Linked DNA regions of Mus musculus: all the other regions are linked to region 1. The links are chromatin loops, found by intact Hi-C in ENCODE. Cell type or tissue: left cerebral cortex. All regions are shown on one strand.

The links. Peaks named below come from ENCODE experiments on the same cell type or tissue, not always from the same donor. Only the 100,000 strongest peaks of a DNase experiment are listed, where the experiment ranks them.
Region 2: it touches region 1 in a loop (6-fold over the local background); 9 of 42 quality-filtered maps call a loop at or near these places.
Region 3: it touches region 1 in a loop (6-fold over the local background); 8 of 42 quality-filtered maps call a loop at or near these places.

Annotation. Positions count from the first base shown.
Region 1 is chr3:79,285,447-79,287,946 of GRCm38, forward strand. 6430573P05Rik (RIKEN cDNA 6430573P05 gene) reads left to right here and starts at 1,409. Exons shown (of 2, transcript NR_165170.1): 1 at 1,409-2,363. It also overlaps a transcript of Rapgef2 not described here. In left cerebral cortex, a CTCF peak has its summit at 1,239; DNase peaks (open chromatin) are centred at 684, 1,361 and 1,843; H3K4me3 peaks cover 2,500 bases; H3K27ac peaks cover 2,500 bases.
Region 2 is chr3:79,563,872-79,566,371 of GRCm38, forward strand. All of the region lies in intron 1 of Fnip2 (folliculin interacting protein 2), which reads right to left. Among named protein-coding and RNA genes, the nearest start is that of Fnip2, 2.6 kb to the right of the region's middle. In left cerebral cortex, no CTCF peak of the experiment used is centred here; a DNase peak (open chromatin) is centred at 1,165; H3K4me3 peaks cover 113 bases.
Region 3 is chr3:79,434,845-79,437,344 of GRCm38, forward strand. It overlaps a transcript of Gm17359 not described here. Among named protein-coding and RNA genes, the nearest start is that of Gm36442, 76 kb to the right of the region's middle. In left cerebral cortex, a CTCF peak has its summit at 1,546; DNase peaks (open chromatin) are centred at 680 and 1,552; H3K27ac peaks cover 1,535 bases.

The DNA.
Region 1 (2,500 bases):
TAGTCTCTCGCCCATTAAATAATCATCATCAGAGATGGGCAGCACTTGGATTTGGACAGATGGCATCCCATCCCCAGACAAGCAAAGCAACTTTTGTCAAGTATCGGATCCTCGCTGTTTTTGCTGGCCCCAAGGATCTGTAGATCTTCTTTGCCTGCAGGGTTGGCAAGCAGGATCGCCTGTAGTCGCCATCCCAACATTTAGGAATCTACGTCATGTAGCCAGTAAGCAACGGAAATCAAACCACATTTTTTATAACACTCCTCCCTCGCTAATCCAATCTAAGAAAAATCAAATCTAACCCACCAGCTATCCCTCCGTTTAAAAATAAAAAAAAAAACCTGAGGATAAACAATTGTATAAACGTTAACCACTCATCTAATTTTGACCATATTGTGCAAACCGAAAGAATCTGCCCTGCGAAGAAGACGGAGTCGAATACGCCTGTTCTGCACTTACATCTACAATTGGAATGAAAAGCGCTGGCCTGTCAACTTTTTCCTTTCGATGGATAACAACATTCCTCTTTCAAGAAAGTAAAGTAGTAACTAAAGACAGGCTTTCACTTTACAAGGCCCACCTAGGCCAGTCAGTTCATCGCACAACCCTGCAAGTTCCTGCTTACAGCTCATTAAACACCCCTAAACTCTAAAGATGGGATACATGCAAGAGAGTAACTGAGCCTGCAGTCAGGGTGACAAGAGTACCCGGCCGAGAGGAGCTGAGACCTGACCCCAAGACTCAACCCCAAGGAGTGTGGCCGGAGAAAGGCATACCCTATAGACAACTAGTCCCGCAAAGGCGCAGGCAAGGTCAGCTACGGGGAGCGCAACGAAAAGGACAGCAGAGGAGAGGGCAGCAATCGCAGAACAGTCTGAAAAGAATGCCCTTGGAAGTTGGGGCAGGGAAGGTCCTGGATGGGGGAAATGGGATGCTTCCCCAGCAGAGGAGTGCCGGGGCACTGGAAGGGCGCAGTCTGCAGACACCAACCCCACGGCGGGTGGCGGCGCGTCTCACCTGGGGGGTCCTCTCGGCGGGGTTCTTCATCACCGCTTGGCGGAAGCTATTATCCACGTAGGACGCCATCTCCCCCTGCGGGGCGCACCGGGTCCGCTCCACACACTCGCCGGCCTCCCGGCCCAGCGCCACTGCCCGAGGCAAACCAGCCCAGGCGCGGGGCCGGGGCGCAGACAGCACGAAAGGTCCGTGCAGCCCGGAGCTGCCCTCCTCCTCCTCGCGGCTTGCTGTCCGTAGACTCGGACTCAGCGACTGCCCGGCAGCGCTCCCGATCGGTCGCGGATCGCGCTGGCCCCGGCGGGCCGAGTTATTTTTAGGGAGGTGCAAGCGACGGCGGGCGGAGCCTCTCCGGCGGGGCCCTGGCTCTACCCGCTCCGGCCGCGCTCGCTCTGACGCGTCCCGGGTCCTCGCGCGCCGGTCGAGAGGGAGGGCCGCGCGCTGAGCCTGGTGAGCCCGGCTCAGGTCTGGGAGCCACCGAGCCCGCTGGCCTCGGCCGCCGTGGCCGCGCCGCGCCTCCGTCTACTGTCGGCCGCGCCTCCCGACTGCTGCTGCATCCCCGCGGGCCGCGCAGCTCCAGCCGCCCGCCCCCATCGGCGCCTGAGCGCGGCTGCTCCCCGCGCGGCCCCCGCGCTCTAGGCAACTTTGTGCGTCGTCCGTGCGGCGGGCGGGCGCGGCGGGCCAGACACGGGTCCCCGGCGGGCGCGAGGCCGAGAGCGGAGCGCGCAGCCCCGCCAAGCGTCTGCTGAACGGCGACCGCCTCCTCTTCCCCGCCTCTTCCTTCTCCTGCGCCTCGGCGGCCGCCGGAGCCACTCTTCAGGGAGGAAGCGGCCTCCGGGGCTTGTTGCTTTGTGCTGCAACCATGGTGAGGAGTGAGTGACGGGCCGGGGGCCAGTCGGAGGCCGCCGCATCATCGGGGGCGGAGCGCCCCGTGGCGCCGGCCCGCCCCATCGCTGGCCTGGCGGGGCCGCGCCCTCGCTGAGAGCCGCGTTCTGCCGGGGCCAGGTGCGGTGGGAGCCAGGACAGCCGGGGCTGTTGCGATCGTTGATCCCATAGCTGAGCGGCCGCACCCCGACTCTCTGGCCTAGACCCCACATCCCAGGCCTTGCGGCACGTCTCCCGCCTCTTCCCGGGCTGGAAGCTGACCCCACCCGGGAGAGGTCCCTGTGAGGACTCGGCTGCAGTGGCAGGTCTTCCCAAAGCTTAGGGCTGACTGGGATTTTGCTTCGGTGGCAACATTAACCATCCTTGGATTCTGTTTATTTGTAGTGACTGCAAGGACAACGTTGCTCTCCTACCTTCCGCGCTCACTGACATCTAAACCCTTAAATGACTCCTGCGTTAGTCAGGTAGGAATGTGGCTTTCCAACTCCAGACCTGGTATCACATCGGACAAGAAAACACCAGGTCAGCCCGTTGTAATCTAGAGGCCAAGACAGCAAGTTCTCTGACATAATCAAGAATGAATAATCCTAGGTCGGACTTT
Region 2 (2,500 bases), 280 kb after region 1:
AAGAATAAAAACCTGAAAACTCCTAACATGTGCAAGGTTCTAGATTCAGTCTGAAGCCCAACAAAACATTAAATAATAATAATAATAATAATAATAATAATAATAATAATAATAATAGAGCTATGCAGAGTGGCAGACAATGGTAATGTCAGCATTTGGGAGGTAGAGACAGAAGGAATCTTGGCTACATGAGACTCTGCCTCAAAACAAACAAAAACAATCTTAAAATAGTGTTTTAGCAGGGCTGGAGAGATGGCTCAGCAGTTAAGAGCACTGACTGCTCATCCAGAAGTCCTGAGTTCAAATCCCAGCAACCACATGGTGGCTCACAACCATCGGTAATGGGATCCAATGCCCTTTTCTGGTGTGTCTGCAGACAGCCACAGTGTACTTGTATATACATATAATAAATAAATAAATAAATCTTTAAAAAGATAATGTTTTAACTAGCATACATGAGATCCTTGGTTTGGCCCTCAGTAAAAGGGAGAAAAAAGATAATATGGATAAGGTTTCACATACATGTGAGACACAGAAGACATTGGATATACCTTGACCATTAAGAAGTTCTATGTAGGGGCTGAGAGATGGCTGAGTATTTAAGAGCACTTACTGTCTAGCATCCACATGATGGTTCATGGTGCCTCCAGCTCCAGGGGCTCTCCCATGCATCAGATGCACATACATACATACACTCAGGCATACATACATATAAAACAATATGTTTAAGTCCTACGTAGGCATGTTGACCTCAAGACAGTCTGGTTCTGAATTGCATTCATTTTTAGCCTGAGGGTTATTCAAATTGGTTCTTATCAATTAAGTAAAAGTGAAAAGCATTTGGAAGATCGGCAAATAGAACTTTCTCAAGTGTCAAACACACTATGATTTGACGCAGGATCAAAGTCTAGAAGTATTACAATTATATACTGCGCCTAACTGCTTGGGTAAGACTGACAATTCAGCCTCTTTTTATTCCTTTCCGTTTCTACCAAGGCAAACTGAAAAGACAAGCGTTGGGATCATCAATGAAATGTGTAAGTTGTACTCTTGACTGTGACAATGCCCTATATATAGGTGACGGCTGACAGATAAGATCTGGAAACAGTGTGGGACTGGAGCCACTCTCGCTCTCTGAACCACAAACAGGGAAGCACTGCAGGAGGAGGAGGAGGAGTGGAAAGCCCGGATAACAAGAGAGGTCACACAAGTGCCCAGCACGTTGGTGAATCTGTAACCCCAGCATCTGATCACATGAGGACTGAGGCAAAGCTGGACTTCTAGGTCAGCCTGGGTTACATAAGACAAAAAGGGAAGAGAGGCAGCCTCAACATCCTTCAGGAACATCTACCTCAAAAAGCCTATCGGGAAACAAAAAATCTGAGGTGAACAAATGACAAGAGATGGCACATGGGGGCTATCATGGTGGCTCAGCAGGAGAGAGTACCTGTTGCCTGATCACCTGAGTTAGCGTCCCAGGTAAACACAAGGTAGGAGCAAACAGGGTTCTGAAAGTTGTCCCCGACCTCCACCTGCATGCTGTAGAACTGGAGTGTGTGTTCCCACACGCATACAAATAAATGTATAGCACAGTAAAAAAAGTTAAAGACTGCACTTTCTTCTCCCTTAAACACCAAATGAGAAGACAGAACATGGTACTAATATTGTACTCACAAAGTGGGAATCAATTTTCCTAATATGGCCGAGCCCTAAATATAGCCACATTTTTTTGTTGTTGTTGCTGTTGCTCAAAATACACTGAATTTAACCTTATCCATGGGAAGGGAAGAGTGCTGGTGGACAAGTAGGCAGGGAACGTAAGAAACAGTGACAAGTACCACGCATCTCCACGGGCACTCAAATGGCTGTAATGTCCTTGGTAAGGGCCACCAAAGAAGACACCTGAGGAATCTTGGTCTAGTCTAGGATTCCAAGAAGAATTAACATGTCCTGACTCCAAAGTAATTCTACAACTCAGAGACGTTAGACGACAGCATCACGGGTAGGCAGACAAATAGAAGGCACAGAATCAGGTCCAGTCTGCCTAACGGAAATGCACTGACCATGATCCAGGCAGTCCTCACAATTTACCTTCCAACCTCCCACCACACACACACACACACACACACACACACACACAAATGCTGCTATTCTGTTTAATGTCTCATTCTCTCCAAGTTGGAGCCAGGGATGGCAGCACGTGCTTACTGTAATCTTACACTTGAGAAGCACTAACAGGACGATCAGGTCATCAATTGATCGAAGCTAGCCTGGGCTACATAAAACTGGAAATACAAGATAAAAGAAAATCTTATATAACTATAGGAATGTGTTTGTATGTGTTTTGAATGAATTTTTATGCAATAAAGGAGATGAGATTTAATCAAAATTCATTTCAAATGCGATGCTTCATGTTGGTGTTCCCAGAACTTGAGAAGCTAAGGCAGGAAGATTGTCAAGAGTTTAAAGCCAGCCTGGACTAATGAGACCTTTGTTTGTT
Region 3 (2,500 bases), 150 kb after region 1:
TCTATAGAGGAAAACATTTTATTGGGGAGGGCTTACAGGTTCAGAGTTTGGTCCATTATTGTTATCGTGAGAAGCATGGTTGTGTGCAGGCAGCCATGGTGCTGGAAAGGAGCTGAGAGTTCTATCTAGATGGGCAAGCAGCAGAGACAGTTAACCTGGTTTGAGTTTCGGAAACCTCAAAGCCCCCACCCCCGCACCCCTTCACCCCCAACCCCATCCTGAGATAATCTTCTCTAACAATGCCACAGCTACTTCAACAAGGCCACAGGTCCTTATCCTTTCAAATAATGCCACTCCCTATGAGCTTGTTGGGGGCCATTGTCATTCAAACCTCCACACATCCTGCCTTAATAATTCTTAAAGAGTACTGTGTAACAGAAAGTGAAGTCTTACCAAGGTCCTGTCCTATGAAGGACGGCTGAGGGAACGGACAATCTGAGGAGAGAAGGGGGCTTGAGGATCCACGGAAAATCTGAGGTAGCTACTAAAGAGAATGTGACCTGCCAGAGGCTCATTGTTGTCTTCTCCCAAAGACCTCCTGGACGCTCAAGGCTGAAGGCTGGAAACCCTGTGTTTACATGAACAAGCTTTTCCACTTGTTCTAAGAAAAGATAGCCTGTCTTGACGGAGAATCTGAGAAAAACTGAACTGGAAGCTACCACGTATAATCTATTAGTCAACATAATATCGCAGCTACTGCTCACAGAAAACAGATAATCTCTAGCTGGCCTAAACAGTGAAGAGCTTTCAAAGTGAGAGAATGAAAATACACATGCAAGTGCTGACTGTAGTATTAGCGTAAGGGTTTGTATGGCATGAACCACCCTGTCTTTAAATGTCGGCTCTTGCCTATGTAGGGTCCTCAACAGCATCTTGTGCTCATCCATTATAAACCAGATTCAATTTTGTCCAACATCACTTCCGGTTTTTTTAATTCCAAGTGAATAAGATGAATTTTGCCTTCGAAGAACTTATCACCTTGCCGGGGACTAGTTAGGGGTAGGGGAGCAGACACAGATGAAATGACACTATAGTTGATGATAGATAGCATGCAATGATAGAAATACTGAATCAATTAGTGTTTGGGGACAGGTACTATACTTGATGCTGGTTCAGATACCTAAAAACCTAACAGTATCAGTTACAATAGGACTGAAAGACCTAGTGGAAGCAAAGCCCACAGTTGAAAGTTTAACTCTGGGCAGGAATCTAGAGAAGGCTACCCAAACTGAAGGATAGGTAGGATCAGCCTTGAGAGTGGCTGGATTTCGAGTCCAAAGTGTTGCTATTTACAGATGTAATTTGCATGTTCAGACAAATTCCTCTTTGAGCCCAATTATCATGTATTCGACAATAAAAACAGTTCATTTCTAGTCTCGGAGGCAGTGTGTGAAGCTGGCAGGGTTGATGCAGAGCGGCTGGCTTGTTTTCTGTCTAGCAGCCTAAAGGCTAACTCATTAAAATTCAAGGATGGATGGCATGGTGGGTGGCTGAACAAATGTCTTCTTCATGGAGCAGAGCTGAGGCCTTCAAGACATTTCTCCCAGAAGCTAAGCTGCTCTTTGCAGCTGTTCAGTAAGACACCACCGGGGCGGTACCTCCTCCTCAGATCCACCTCGACACATATGGTCATGACAACATCAAGAACAAAAACAGGAAGACGTCATGGCATGGGGCCATGGTTATACCATTCCTTATTCCAAAATAAGTCATTTTAAATATAAAATTGTTTAAACCTGAGCCTGTTTCCAGTTTATGGTTTAACCAAAGGCAAGAATTATTCCACAGCCCTGGGGATGAACCCAAGTCCTCAAGTGCTCTAGGTAAGGCATTCAAAGCACCGCAGGGGCATCAGACATATGGACTGGACTTATGGATGCTTTTATAACCTCTAGTGGATTATATTATTGGACCAAAAACAACAGCACAAATTTTGGTGGAAGTATTTTAATATTTTTACTCTGATTCTGTATTATGGATCTGATATATTATGGGTTGGAGCAAATGAAAAACAAAGTGAGATTCTCATTCAATCATTCCTGCTTTGAATGAGTACGAAAATTCTTGGAGGAGGTGGGGGGGGCATTACAGATGTAAAAGAGATGAAAGTCTCTGAAGTTTATTACAATATCACTCATCATGTTCACGCCCATGCGTGCATGTGCACGCGCGTGCACACGTGCACACCCCCACACCATTACTACTACATGGATTGTAGTTGTATATTTATTTTCCCCCATATTCTCTTCACTGCAAAGACCTAAACATAAGGGCCAATTCAGTAGCTGAAAATTCCCTTATGTTTTAGATAGGGTTTTACTACTATAAACAGACACCATGACCAAGGCAACTCTTATAAAACATTTAGTTGGGGCTGGCTTGCAGGTTCAGAGATTCAGTCCATTATCATCAAGGTGAGAGCATGACAGCATCCAGGCAGGCATGGTGGAGGCGGAGCTGAGAGTTCTATATCTTCATCTGAAGGCTGCTATGAGGAGAC